2 separate regions of the Homo sapiens genome follow, and region 2 is linked to region 1. Evidence: read pairs that join two places in POLR2A ChIA-PET (ENCODE). Cell type or tissue: A673. All regions are shown on one strand. Links, peaks and the distances in the headings refer to the core of each region. The heading gives the core; the rest is flanking DNA.

Region 1 (7,602 bases), core at 885-5,884:
CTTTCCCCACTACCAAAATTCCCCATCAGAGAGGTACATTTGTTACAATAGTTGAACCTACATGGACACATTATTACCAAGAGTCCATAGTTTACCTTAGGGTTCACACTTGCTGTTGCATATTCTATAGATTTGGACAAATGTAGAATGGCACGTATCACCATTGTAGTATCATACAGAGCAGTTTCACTGCCTTAAAAATCCTCCCTACTTTGTCTGTTCATCCCTTCTTTCCTCCAATCCCTGACAACCACTGATCTTTTTACTGTCTCCACGGTTTTCTTTTTTTCCAGAGTATCATGTAGTTGGAATTACACAGTATGTACCGTTTCCAGATTAGCTTCTTTCACTTAGCAATATGTGTTTAAATTTCCTCCATGTCTTTGCATGGATTGATACCTTATTTCTTTTAGCACTAAATGATATTCCATGTAATCCCAGCACTTTAGGAGGCTGAGGTGGGTGGATCACGAGGTCAGGAGATTAGGACCAGCCTGGCCAATATGGTGAAACCCCGTCTCTACTAAAAATACAAAAATTAGCTGGCCATGGTGGCATGTGCCTGTAGTCCCAGCTACAAGGGAGGCTGAGGCAGGAGAATCACTCAGACCCAGGAGGCGGAGGTTGCAGTGAGCTGAGATGGTGCCACTGCACTCCAGCCTGGGCAACAGAGCAAGACTGCGTCTCAAAAATAAATAAATAAATAAATAAATAAATAAATAAATAAATAAATAAATATTCCATGTATTCATTCCATTGTCTGTATGTTTCCCAGTTTAATTATCCATCCACCTACTGAAGGATATCTTGGGTGCTTCCAACTTTTGACAGTTATGAATCAAGATTCTGTAAATCTCCATGTGCAGGTTTTGTGTGGATATAAGTTTTAGTTCATTTGTGTAAATACCAAGGAGCACAATTGCCAGATGGTATGGTTAAGAGTATGTTTAGGTTATTAAGAATCTACCAAACTGTCTTCCAAAGTGGCTGTACCACTTTGCATTCCCACCGGTGAATGAGAGTTCCCACTGTTCCACAACCTCATTAGTATTTGGTGTTGTCAATGTTTGGGATTCTGGCCTTTTACTAGGTATACAGTGGTATCTCAATGTTGTTTCAATTTGCAATTTCCTAATAATATATGGTGTTGACCATCTTTTCAAATGCTTATCATCTGTAAGTTTTCTTTGGTTAGGTATCTATTCAGGTCTTCAGCTCATTTTTTAATCAGGTTGTTCATTTTCCTTTTGATGAGTTGTAAGTGTTCTTTACAGATTTTGGGTAGCAGTCATTTCTTTATCAGATGTTATTTGTAAATATTTTCTCTTAGTCTGTGGGAAGTCCTCTTACTTTTGTGACCCTCCTAACATTTTAATTATGCCACTTATGGCTATAGGATATATTAGTGATGTTTTTTGCATTTCTTGATTGGAATATGAGGCACAAAGAAAGTTGTATTTTTATGTTTTATCTTTTAATATTATTTTGAAAGGAAATATATATTTTTCATAAATAAAAACCAAAAATATAGTGGTCCTAATTATCTCCAAAGTGTTTCAGGACAAAAAATGAAGAAACTAAGGAATTAAACAACCCGAAAAATGTACCAAAGATAACTTAAGGGCACTATATTTCTTCCCTGACTAAAAATGTGTGTGTGTGTGAACATATTTACACTGTCTATTGGACTCTTTGAAATACAGTTTTCCTTTATACATCACCGCCAGTCCCTTTTGAAGGAGCTAGAATCTTTGGAGTGTACCCTTAAATGTGAGATTATATTCCCAATTATAGCACATATCAGGTTTTATTGCTTTGGGACTAATATTACACGGCATTTCTATTTTTAAATAAAGTAACTGCAGTATCATTGAGGCAAATGAAAGAGATTATGCTGGAATTATTTGGATCACAGTTTTTTTTTTTTCCATAATGCACATAGATTACCGATATAAAGGAATTCTTAAACTAACATTAAGATTTGACCTAACTGGTCATTGTCGCATTGATTCTGCTTTAACTACTTTGAATAAGGATTTTTTTTCTATCCAACAAATCTCTTGGACCACATGTGGTCCAGTAATGCACAGAAAGGATGAGAATCACTACTATTAGCACTTACTTACCTTCAGATGGCTGACTCATGGCCGTAGAGAGACCTGGCCAAAGCTTACCTAGAGAAACTAAACCTGTAGGTACAGCATCTCTATAGCTCAAAATAGCAAGAACAACAGCAACACACAATACTGCATATGTTCCTTTCTGATCTGTGTACCAAAGAACAAAGTGAAGCCTTTTTTGGCACATGGCTCGGTTTTGGGCAATGCAAGTAAATGATCACACAGGTACTTTGCTATGGATCTTGCAGGGTTTCTCATTCCAATTGTGAAAAATTTGCCTTCTACATTCATTTATTTTGGGGTCATGGACTGCTGAAGTCAGGTATCTAGTCTTATCTACTCATCAAAGCTTTCAAACTTATATCAGCACAAGTAGGGACACACTATTTTCTTGGCTCAGTCATTTGGAAATGCCTCTAGCACCTGAGTGGTCAGCTGTGCCAAATATAGCCTCTATTTAATTCCTGCATGATGGTGTCTATAAAGTCATTGGAGCTTTTTTGTTTGTTTGTTTTTGTCTTTCAAGGTTCCAACTCTGCTTTCATCTTTGTCACGTTTATTCCAGATTTATTAGTCCCAAAGTTGCTCTTGGTATGTCATCATTGATCAAAATAAAAGAAATACTCGGATTAAGAGTGCATTTAGAGATGATCTTAAAAACATGCATTCAGGATCATTTTTACCATGTTTAAACCATTTCTATTCATAAAGTAAATACAAATGCTAAGAGGCTTGGCCAGGAAACACATGCTTTTTGCACAAAGTAGAAGATGTTTTTTCTTTTTTTAAATATTAAAATGTGAACCTTTCTTGCCTTATTCATGATCCAGCTAGTGAGCTGTGTATGGTTCAGTTAAGACTGAATGTATGCTTATTGTTTCTTTATATATCAACTAATAAAAAATTAAACCCATTAAGAATATAACATTTAGACAGGAGAGAATGATATTTTTTTAATGTCACACTCAAAACCACATTTCTTTTAATCAACATCTGCTCTGTGTTAAGCTGCCTATAAAATCTGGTGCCCTGTTGACAGTGGAAGATGAAAACAAAAAAACAGGAAAACTACAAAAGGCATGGTATTAACATCAAAGTAGAATAACCCTGCTCTCTTTCTTTGGCATTTGAAAAACGTCTTTATTTTGACCCTAAACAATTGGATTTTCTTCCCACCAATCTTGATTTTGGAGCTCTGGATTAAGAAGACTTGCATGTGAACTGAAACATGAGAGTAAAGGGAACCGAAAATGAACAAGGGACTGTTTGAACAAATTAAACCATTTGCAATTGTAAAACCTCTTTTATTGTTTGCAACAATCAGAAATCAGCACCACATTTATTTGTAGATTAGACTCATGCTCTTCAGCCATAATGGCAGATACCCTATAGAAGGCAAACTGATCAGAACTGTCCTTTTATAACCCTGCAAATAACGTAGTGCAAAGGTTTGGGATTATGGAGAATGAAAGAGAGATCTCTTAGAATTTGTGAATACTGGAATATGAGAGCATCATTCTTTTTTTAAACTGAGACCAGTGATCTAGATTTGTGTTAATGCTTTATGACTAGCTTTGTGTCTGTACTAAAAACAAAAGTAGCCTGTGGGATGTCTCACTTTAGAACATTCGTGATGATGAAAATCTCCATTCTGCAAGGGCTGTGTCTATCACAAAAATGTATGTACTAATTTGTTACATGGAGAAACTTGCTATATATTTGTTTATTAAAATCATAGCCTTTACTATGAGCCAGGTAGTATGATATGTGTTGAGTACAGAGATAAAACAATCAGTCTCTGACCTCCTGAACCTAGTGGGAGAAAACAAGCTAACTCCTCACTAGCAATAACAACCACAAAATTCCTGCCATACGGGTTAAGAGGAGATACAGAGAAAATCCTTCCTTCCATGCATGATGTTTCTCAGAAGGTGATACATTCTTCTCTTACCATATGATTGAGGGATTGAAATACTATGCAAGACAAAATAAACTTGTCCCTATGGAGTATAAAGTGTAGGGAGCATTTTCAAATTTTATTTATTGACAACTTTGCATTTTATTCTCCCCTTGGAAAACCTTATCCAACTGTAAATATTTGTGGAGCACTCACGCTAAGTCCCAGGGGGAACACCTTTACAGGGTTATTCCAAATCTGATTTTCTCAGGATCACTAAATATTAAGACAATTCTTTCTCTCTCTTTTCTAGCGTCTTCAAAGTGTCTTCTGTAAAGACTTCTTCAGACTGTCAATAGGAAGACTGATAAACTCAGGTATTTGTACTTTTTTTTGTTCAAGGAAATCCAAGAAGGCTTCCTGGAGGAAAGCAGTAGGAATCCATTAAAAATATGGGCATGGGCCAGGTCCGGTGGCTCACACCTGTAATCTCAGCACTTTGGGAGGCCGAGGTGGGTGGATCACCTGAGGTCGGGAGTTTGAAACCAGCCTCACCAACATGGAGAAACCTCGTCTCTACTAAAAATACAAAATTAGCCTGGCGTGGTGGCACATTCCTGTAATCCCAGCTACTAGGGAGGCTGAGGCAGGAGAATGGCTTGAACCCGGGAGGTGGAGGTTGCGGTGAGCCAAGATCCTGCCATTGCACTCCAGCCTGGGCAACAGAAGCGAACTCCGTCTAAAAAAAAAAAAATTGATTTTAAAGTGCCACTTCTTTTTCTTTCTTTTTTTAAGTGTGGTGGAGGGGCTGCAATCTTACCCAGGTATATATCTCTGGTTTTCCTATTACAAGCATGGGTTTGAGAGCCTTGGAAAATAAATTTTGAGGGAGGTTAGAAGCTATGGTTAGGAAGACCATAGGAGAAGGAAGGAGAAACCTCTCCTGTTTTGCAGGGAAGACAGAATGTGGCACAGAAGTGATTAAAAGGTCAAAGGCATTCTATCCTCTTTGATTCACACATTTCTTGGATTTCACCCTTAACCTGAATCTCTAATGAACCAATCATATAATTGAATTAATTCATCCTTGCCAATTCGTGTTAGGCAGCGAGTTTGAGTACTATCAGAAGAAATTGTAACGGGGAGGAAAAAGGACAGGGTTTCCCAGACCCTTAAGAGTCTCTGGTATGGGGACTATTAAAAGCCACCTACTCAGAACAATGTCTGCAACTGAACTAACTGCACCAATCCTTTCAGATTTTCCAGCTACTTTTTAAAATCACTGACCTCAAATTTCATTGACTTCAGGGTGCATTGGAGTCACGCCTCAGTGCTTGCGTTTATGTTGCTCAAGGAGGCTGACACTGAGGGGTGCCAACAGCACACAGGATGTTTCTTTGTGAGGTGTTTATTTTCTTGCATTTCAAACCTTTCTTTTTAATGTAAAGCTCCTAGATTATTTTACTCTAGTATTTTTTTTTCAATCATAAAGTGAAAAGCATATAGTCTTGTTAAGACAGTCTTACAGCTATAGCTCCAGATAAAGACATAGATAAAAATAGATATATAGATAGTATGTATGCTAAGTGGGAAAGCTATCAAATCTGTGTTAAGCATTTTCTCATATGTATATAACTTGGAGCATGCCCCAGGTATTCTTAAACTTGTTCTGGTTATACAATTCCTCATCAATAAAGGTTCAGACATAGTTAAAATTGGCACAAATAACAAAAATCCCCTGGTGAGATAGATACCATAGAATGACTTACTTCTCACTCATAAAACCAATTTAACATTTAAAACAATCTATTTCTCTTCACTTATTCCTTGCTCTTGCCGCCAGAATCACTGTCTTTCTCTTTCTCTCTTCTTACTTATTCTTTGCTTTGTTCTCATTAATTAAACAATAGCTACAAAGCAGCCACAGAATGCATGAAGTCCAAGTCTAGTCTTGCAATCCGGATTAAGAAGATATAAACAATAGTAGTTTTTCCACAGGTGACTGTTGTTAAGTAAAATGTTAAATTGATACATTATATGCATATGTAAAGTATAGTGAGGTGGGCTGTAAATTATGCTCTAAGAAATCTTTCTTTCTCTCTATGTATATACATATACATACATAATATGTTGATAAGCCCGTGCAAGATTATAGCAGTCGATGGGTAAGAATACCCAAGAGGTTTTCCCACTTAATGGTACTAGAATAAGCCCCTTTCTAAGGTAATCCATTTTCCTTCATGCTATTTAAAAATAAAACGGTACATTTTTCAATTATGCACGTGAAGGCAATATTCAGCGGGCTGCTTAGCATTCAGAGGGGATTTCTGCGATCCACCCTGTCATTGCTGTTCTTGCCCTCGCTCTGCAGTATGAGAAAACACTGTTATTTACCCTGGGACACAGGTGACTGAACTTATAAAAATCACTACAAGACAAGATGTATTGAGGCTTGGCATGGAATGACAAATTCTGGTAAGGTTCACCAAGAAGAGACATATTGATTCGTAAATGATTAATAAGGAGAATATAATTGTATTTCATTAAGATGGATGGGATTTCATTTAGTCTGTCTTCTCCCTTTCCAGTTCAGATGCGAGAGGAAATCGAGTCATCATCAATGGCACCTCATGTTAGCCTGCCATGGCAACAAGCTCATTGATTGAGTAAAAGAACTTTCAGATGCACTAGCTGGTCTTTAACGGGTTGCTGAAAGCACAGATAAGACGACTGAGGGAGCCGACTGAATTTCCATGGATATATACAAAGGGAATGGAAAATCACAGTACGATTTTTCATTGGCTCCTGATAGAGCTAGGTCCTTGTATAATTCTAAAACTGGTGTATAAAACAATGTCCACGCCATTCATTTTGGTTATAACTATTAAGGGGAAGGGAGATGATGTCTGTGGAATTGCAAAGTAGTTTGCACTAGAATTTTCTATTACATATGCTCTAATAGGAGTATTTTCCTCTGTTACATTATGACTTATGTAATAATAATAGCTAAGGATTACTGAGGGTTTTTATTTTCTTTTCTGCATGATCTTGACCGTTTTTCGAAACAGTCCTTGTTGCTGGATACTATTTATGTCACCATTTTACAAATGAGAATGCCAAAGTTCAGAGTGACATCCATCTAAAAGAGGCCAGTTTCAGCCTTGAACCCATTATACTCTAATCCCATTTTCAAAGTAACTCTTGGTTTTCTCAAAAGGCCTTTAAATGTATGGATAAGCCAATATGAGGGCAGCAATGTTGTGGTTAAGTGTGTGCACTTTGGTTGGACTCTGCCGAAGGCCAGCACCACCATTTAGTAGCTATGTGAACCAGTGAGTTACTTAAAACCTATACCTCCACTTCCTCATCTGCAAAATGGGGTTGTGGTAAGGCTGGAATAAGTTAATGCATGTAGCATGTTGAGAAGGCACTGTCTAAGCGCATGGCACATGGTAAGCATGTAGGAAACAGCAACACATGCCTGGGTCTGAGTTCTGCTCTGTCATGATGATTGGTGCCCAACGGGAAAAGCTCTTCCGCACCAGCGTTTTACAAGCCTAGCTCCTCCTTTTCCAAAACAAGTTC
Region 2 (7,602 bases), core at 1,127-6,126, 330 kb before region 1:
TTAGAAAAAGGCAAAAATGGGGATAAAATTTGTCAAGACTATTCATTTTAGTGATTTTAAATAATCTGTTCTCTTAATGAATCACAACTATGCTCAATATATTGTCATTTCTAAATTTTGAATTGATTTTGTTTGGTGAGAATTATTTTACCTCAGCTAATGTGAAACTGCATATGTAGCTTAAAACAGAAATGGCACTTTAAAATAAATTTTCAGTGTCAAGTAATGTCAAATCATATTAGTCAGCTTGAGTATGTTAGAAACTAATTCTTTTTTGTTGAATTTCGAACTGCTTCATGGGCAATAGAGGGACTGCACGTCACAGTTACCACCCTCCCCAAAATATAATGTTCACTTCAGAAGAAACACTTCCTTCTTCCTCAGACAGGAAAAAAGGGTGGATAAATTAACAGGAACTAAAAGCAGAGGCACAGCTACTATATCAACAAGTAATACAAAAATGCGTGAAACAGAAAAATGCTCATGGCACCTGAAGTTAACATTAGTCTCTTTTCTATGTATCAAGCTGACATATTAGAAAATAAAAAATTATGTATATTTGATTTTCATGTATATATGAAGCGCATATCTTGAATAACAAAGGCATCTCAATTTTGAAGCAAGCAATTTTTTAGGCAAATCCAAAAGCAAGAAAATGATAAAATAGGTCTGTATTTCAAATAGAATATAAAGACATAGTGAACAAGAAGAAAATGAAGCAAAAGGAGTTCAGTATGATGAAAGAAAGTCTATTGCTTTAGTAGCTCACCAAGTCAAAATCCTCAGGAAATGCACAATCTTTGTTGTGTTAATATGACTTCAAATGGAGCTGTTTAAATCGTTTACTAAGATTTAATAGCTAAACATGGGCACAGTAACAGTATCTTTTATAACCTTTTTGGGTCAAAGAATATTCACACATTTATTTGTGGGTAGAATATGCTTAACTCTTAACAATATAATGGTGCTGTTTGACATCGCAAGAAGGGTAAATAGTAACACCGCAAAATTATGACAACTATTTTTAAAATGTAATTAATTTAATTAGAGCACCAGAAACAAAAAAATTCTGGAAAAGGAGCAGCAGGAGAGAATTTCACTAACATCTTTCACAAATCTCGACTCTAATTCAGTGTTTAAATAATCCTTTTGTCAAAATAGTGAACTGGCTTTCTGCAAAGGACGTCTTTCTGCAAAGGGCATCTTTGAACTGGTTTTTACTTGTGGAGCTGTTTTGTGTACTGAAGAGTATCCACTTGTCAAGCTGCCATTCTGAAACCCAGATGAGTAGCTGAGAAGCTCATTTTGCTTGCCCTCGGGACAGCTAAGCTTTACATTTTTGATGACAATGGAATGCAGTAGTTTATGTCAGGTGTGTGTGTGTGTGTGTGTGTGTGTGTGTGTGCGTGCATGTGCGCACCTGCATGTTATTCAGCTTCTGTTTGAGGTTCACCCTACTTAATTACAAAGTAAGCGTGAAGCAGGGAACACCCTTTGCAACTACCCTTCACTTTTCATCTTAGAATCGTGCACTCTGCAAAAATCTGATTTTCTCCCCATTTTAGTTTTAAAAACAGTTTATATAAAAACTGAAAAGCAACAAAACAGAAATTTCAGAAATGTACACTAAGGTGCTTTGCTTGCTTTAAAGATGGAAACACTGTGTTTCTTATTTCTATTGCATTTTAGAATTTAGAAAACCAGAAAGAATCCAGAAGGTCTTCTATGGCCATTTTATTAAACAGCCATAGGTCCTGAGAAACTGATTCTATGTTTCTGTAAGTTTACTCAGAATTCCAGTGACACCAGCTTTACTTCTATAAAAAGATATTATTGATGATTAAACTTAAAATACTTTTGAGATTATTATAATTAGAAATTAAACAGATATTATTGAATAAAGCAATAATTTCTTAAGCTACAGTATTAAGTAACGTATTTTATAATATCTACATAGCTAACAAAATATCTGTATCATAAACCTTGGGTATATATAACTCAGGTGGTTTGTTTCTGGGAATACGATCATAATAGGGAGAAAACTCAGTGACATAACAGTGACAAAATAGCTTCAACCCTACCTTTAGTTGTATAATTTTGCTGAAGTTTCTGCATATATATAGCAAAGGAATTGAACTACATCTGTAAAACTCAATTTCTAAAAATTCCATGGTTAAATAAGTAAACAGATCCATAGGAGGGAAAACTCTACAAAAATTCAGGAAATGTGATTATCTCTCTCCCTTCCTTCCTTCTTTTCCTTAGTTGTTTAGCTTATGAATCCTGCCTTTAATGAAAGTGAAAAAATAATATTAATATAGCACATGAGAAAGTTATGTTAAAAGCTTAAAAGAAGAGATGGAGAATGGTAAAGATGCAATTCAAAGAAGTGATAAATGTCTGGGATTAGGAAATGATGTTCTGGTAGAGCTATTTGTTATATCAACAACAAGACTGAGATAGGAAGCTCTGAGCTGAAGGATGTATGTAACGAGTGTCAGGGAGGCCCTGGAAAAAAAGCTCAAGTCAATGGCATTAGCTGAGCAATGGAGATTGAAAATTAGGTTTACATATTTCGATGCACCCAGATCACAGCCATGCCAATGGGTACTGCATTTCAGGGACTCTTCCTTTGCTGACAGTTCAGTTTTTCTAGAACACCAGTCTCACCAGGTAGACTTCCAAGAAGATAATTAATTTTCTGCTCATGCAGCAAAATGTGTAAGGGGAAAAAAGCAAACATTCCTGGCCATATAGAAACAAATAAGGCAGATGGGAAAGGCAATGTAGTATGGCAAAAAATTCACAGACCCGACATTGACTCTTACAAGATATTTTACATAGGGCAAGTTTTTTTATTTTTAATCCTTTTGATTGTCAGTTTCCTCATGCATAAGATGGAGTTTATACCAGTCCTCACATAGCAGTGATGTGAGGATTAAATGAAGCAAGACTTGTAAAGCGTCTCACATACTGCCTGGAAATAATGGGTGCTCTCCCTTCAGTTTTTCCTTTTCTCACTTTTTATACTTTTCCTTTTTCTTGCTCCTGATGTTTTCCCCACTCTCTCACCAAGTGAGAAACAGAAGTTTCCAAGTAAAAGATCCTCTTAACATCCAAATGGCCTGCTGGGTGGCTCCTCAAGGTCTTAGAGTCTTAGAGGGGGATGGTTCTTCCTAAGAATCCCTCAGAACACAGTTTCCAGTATCTTGGACTCCTGAGCTGCTCTCCAGGGTGCTGCTGGGCATTTTGAAGATTCTCTCCTCAATGGGGAGTTGCTTTTATCTTCCTAGGGGCTCTAAAGTGCTTCCTGGAATTCGAGCTTCTGTAGAGATATTTATTGGCAGTGACAGACAGAGCTCTTTATCTTTTCAAAGAGCAGCTCTACCAAGAAGGAATTGTTTGGCCATGTCTAGGAGTACAGGGGCAAATCTGGACATGATTTTACTGCTTGAACTGCAAAGCTATTTGGGTTAACACTGAAATTAATTTTTTTCTGAGCTATATTGTAGGATAGCTTTATATATAAAGTTTACTTTGAAACCTTCCAATGGCACCTCTTGGTTTAATCAAGATTGACATTTTTAGTAATCCCAGTAAAGACTCTATCTAGGGTATTGCCTTAAAGTGTGTCTCAAAAATACCTGAGAAGTAGGACTCTATTTGGATCTAGCCATCGTGCCTGTTCGATTGTTCTTGCCTGGTAGTCAGGGGAACACAGGACATTTTCACACCATTTTCAAATTAGTTCCGTTTATGAGGGGTGATACTCATCATGTACTTGTAGACTAATGGGTGCAAAATACAGATTCTACCCTCAAAAAGTGCAACCTTGAGATAGGGTGATGTTTCAGATCCATCAGTGCGAAATTTAGGAAGTAGAACTGGTATGGTTTGGCTCTGTGTTCCCACCAAAATCTCATGTTGAATTGTAATCCCCAATACTGGGGAAGGGACCTGGTAGGAGGTGATTGGATCACAGGGGCAGATTCCCCCCTTGCTGTTCTCATGATAGTGAGTGAGTTCTCACCAAATCTGATGGTTTAAAAGTGTGTGACACTTCTCCCTTCGTTCGCTGTCTTTCTCCTGCCGCCATGTGAAGGCATGCTTGCTTCCCCTTTCCTTTCTGCCATGATTGTAAGTTTCCTGAGGCCTCCCAGCCATGCTTCCTGTACAGTGTGTGGAACTGTGAGTCAAGTAAACCTCTTGTCTTTATAAATTACCCAGTCTCAGGTAGTTCTTTGTAGCAGTGTGAGAATGGATGAATACAGAAAGAACTAAAGGGTTATTATCGACAAGCGAGCAATTTTAATGTTTTGCCTTGCGAAAATGTAGTAGTTCAGGTAAAACAAAACAAAAGATGAAAAAGTTCAAGAGTATAGTTTGGTGCAAAAGTAATTGCGGTTTTTGCCATTGAAAGTAATGAAAATAGAAAATGTCCCTGATAAAGTTTACCAAATAGTAATAAATATACTTTCCACAACATACTCTCACAATTTTATTGAAACAGTTTCTGGCACTCTGGGTAGTTTTCCAGACTCTGATCATGAGCACAGTAGTTATCACTGGCAGACGTGGGAGGAACAGGCAGCTTGGCCCCGTCTCTGGGGAACGTTGAGAGATTAATACAATGGGCAGCTCAAAATCCAGAGCTGGCTGAAGCCTTCAGCACTCTTGGCCTGAGTTTGTCACTTTAGAGTGGGCACCACGTAACTGACTGACTTCCCAAGAATTCGGGGTGGCAGATCATGCCACCTGGTTCAGTACTGCTCCATCTTACCTGCAGAGCTTGGAACAATCCTTTTGTTCTAGTAGATAAGTGAAGAAGAGCCAAACTCTTAATGAAATATACTTCCCTTGAACGTGTATCTCATAGGCTGTTTGACTGTTATGAAAAATGTCATCTATAGAAAAGAATGGTATACATGTTGCTAAGACACATTAGATGTTATTGCCGGAGTCAATATTTCAGAATTCAGGATGGTAATCTAACATTACTGCTTTTAGCTGTCCCTGAAGATCCAAAATTAAATTATTATTTTAAAGTTGTAGATTGCAGCATAATAAGTGGGTAAAAGTAGGGACTCTGGCATTAAACTGCCTGGATTTCCTGCTGGACAAGTTACTGAACCATTTTGTGTCTCAGTTTCCCCATCTGTAATATCCCTTTCCTCATATGGTGGTTGTGAAGCTTACATGAGTTAATGCATACAATGGTACTAGAACCATGCCTGGGACATAGTTAGCATTATCTAGGGGTTTGCTGTTAATACACAAACTTATCCTATCCCACCATTCCCAGGAATTCTAACATCAGTTCCCAGGAGTTTTACCATTTTAGGATTGTTTGAATGAGAAACTGAACAGTATCTGACATGGATTACTGTTTCAAATAGTATGTGAAGGAGGTGAACATATGACAAACAAGGTGTATCTTTTCACCTTGGTGCTTTATCTAGGAATGACGTTGTTATTCCAGAAAAGTGTTTGTTACATTGTATTGGCTATATTACATGCAGTATATTTGAAAACTAATTGTTCACATGAAAGCATTGACTGGCCTGGCGGTTATCTCATAACCTTGAATTTATCTCATTATTGAAAATGTCATAAAGAGATATCAGATATGCATGGTGGCTCAGCTCTTTGTCAAAGACATCTAATTTTTATCGTGAACCAGTGATTCTCCAGACTGGTTCTGTGGTTAAGATCAATAGCAGCAGCAGCAGCAACAACAACAACAAAAACAAAACTTCTTGATCATTACAGTAATCTTTTAAAGAAAACTTGAAATGTTTCTAGGTTTATCTTAAACTTGTCTGAAAAAAAATCTCAATCTTGCTCTAATTATCTCTACCTAATGTTATCTCTACCCTGATAACTTAGTGCTGTAGATAATAGAGAATCAGAGTTCAGAGGACAAGATTCTTGAGGTACCTCACCAAGAAGCCACCTGTTGTTAGTCCCACGAAGTATGATCAGGCAGATGGTCAGCCCAAAAAGACACCTTGAGATGACTTGGAGAAGATTGGCCAAAGAAATGTTTAGGTTTCTTGTCCTTCAACATGACATGGTCAAAATGTCAACTTACTAATATGGCTCTATGTCAGTATTTGCTTCCATCTAGTGAGATTTAGCTACAGACTTATCAAACTATTAATATATATAGTGTGGATTTTTTTGGTGAATATTCCCAATTTTTTTAAAATCACAATATTAGTTGTATACCAACATATAGCATTTTATTCTTATTATGAAGGCAATTTAAATTTATTGCAGAAAATTGAAAAACAGAAATAGAAAAAATAAAGCAAAAATGACTTGTAATGCTACTATTGAGATATATCCACTAGCTTTTAGTATATTTTCTTCTAATTTAGTGTGTGTGTGTGCACATGTATGTACATACTTAGGACCAGACCGCATGTGTTAGTTTACCTCTTGCCTTAAAAAAACAAAAACAAAGAAACTAAGCATTGTATCCTAAGTATTTCCCCAACTTCAAATACTCTTTAAGATAATATTTCTAATGGCTGCAGGATATTTCATCATGTGGATGTACCATATTTTATTTATTAGATGTTTAAACTTTCTTCAATAACAGAAATAATGTTGCTAGAAATATTCTTATACAGAAATAACTGACCACAATTCTGATTATTTTCTTGGAACAATTTTTCTGGAAGTAAGATTATTGGATACGAACATTTTCAAGGCAATATTATTAAATTATTGTTAAGAAAGTTTGTCCCTATGTGCACTTTCCCCAGTGGTAGATTAGCCAGCACTGGTCTTGCTGCTCCCTGCAATGATTACTAGTTATTATTTTAGGGAGGTGATGAGGATATTGGTTAAGAGCACAGACCCCAATTCTGTCACTTAATAATCATGTGGTCTTTAGCAACTTATTTCAGCTTTTTGTGTATTACTTTCTTCATCCGCAAAATTAAGATTGAAACAATACCACAGATTTTACAGTGTTGTGGGAATTACGTGAGATAATAGATCTGTAGCTCTTAATGTAGCACCTGGCACATACCAGCTACACTGTAAGTGTTTGCTCTTATTAATATTGTAAATGATTGGTAACTTGATAGGCAAGGTGGTATATTACCATTATTTTGATGTGCATTACTTTTATTATTAGTGAAACCGAACATTGTTTCTTTTGCTTCTTCCTCTTTTTAAATTTTATTTATTTATTTAGAGACGGAGTCTCCCTCTGTCTCCCAGGCTGGAGTGCAATGGTGCAATATCGGCTCGTTGCAACCTCTGCTTCCCGGATTCAAGCGATTCTCCTGCCTCAGCCTCCTGAGTAGCTGAGATTACAGGCACGTGCCACCATGCCTGGCTAATCTTTGTATTTTTAGTAGAGATGGGGTTTCACCATGTTGGTCAGGCTGGTCTCGAACTCCTGACATCGTGATCCACCTGCCTTGGCCTCCCAAAGTGCTGGGATTACAGGCATGAGCCACTGCGCCCGGCTCTCTTTATTTTTTTGTATAATTACCAATTTTCTGGCCATATTATTTACCCATTGTGGTAGGCGTGGAGATGAGCTGCCTAAGGACCAATTTCAAGCAAACTTTTGTGCCCCAGGAT

Evidence for each region. ChIA-PET counts read pairs that join two places held together with the same protein. Peaks named below come from ENCODE experiments on the same cell type or tissue, not always from the same donor. Only the 100,000 strongest peaks of a DNase experiment are listed, where the experiment ranks them.
Region 2: POLR2A ChIA-PET joins it to region 1 with 5 read pairs; 1 of 35 experiments calls an interaction of 5 or more read pairs at or near these places.

Annotation. Positions count from the first base shown.
Region 1 is chr6:8,832,181-8,839,782 of GRCh38, forward strand. No RefSeq gene overlaps it. Among named protein-coding and RNA genes, the nearest start is that of HULC, 180 kb to the left of the region's middle. In A673, for the core only: no CTCF peak of the experiment used is centred there; a DNase peak (open chromatin) is centred at 3,241.
Region 2 is chr6:8,503,092-8,510,693 of GRCh38, forward strand. The region is part of intron 2 of LOC100506207 (a long non-coding RNA gene); the gene reads left to right. Among named protein-coding and RNA genes, the nearest start is that of SLC35B3, 71 kb to the left of the region's middle. In A673, for the core only: no CTCF peak of the experiment used is centred there; a DNase peak (open chromatin) is centred at 3,240.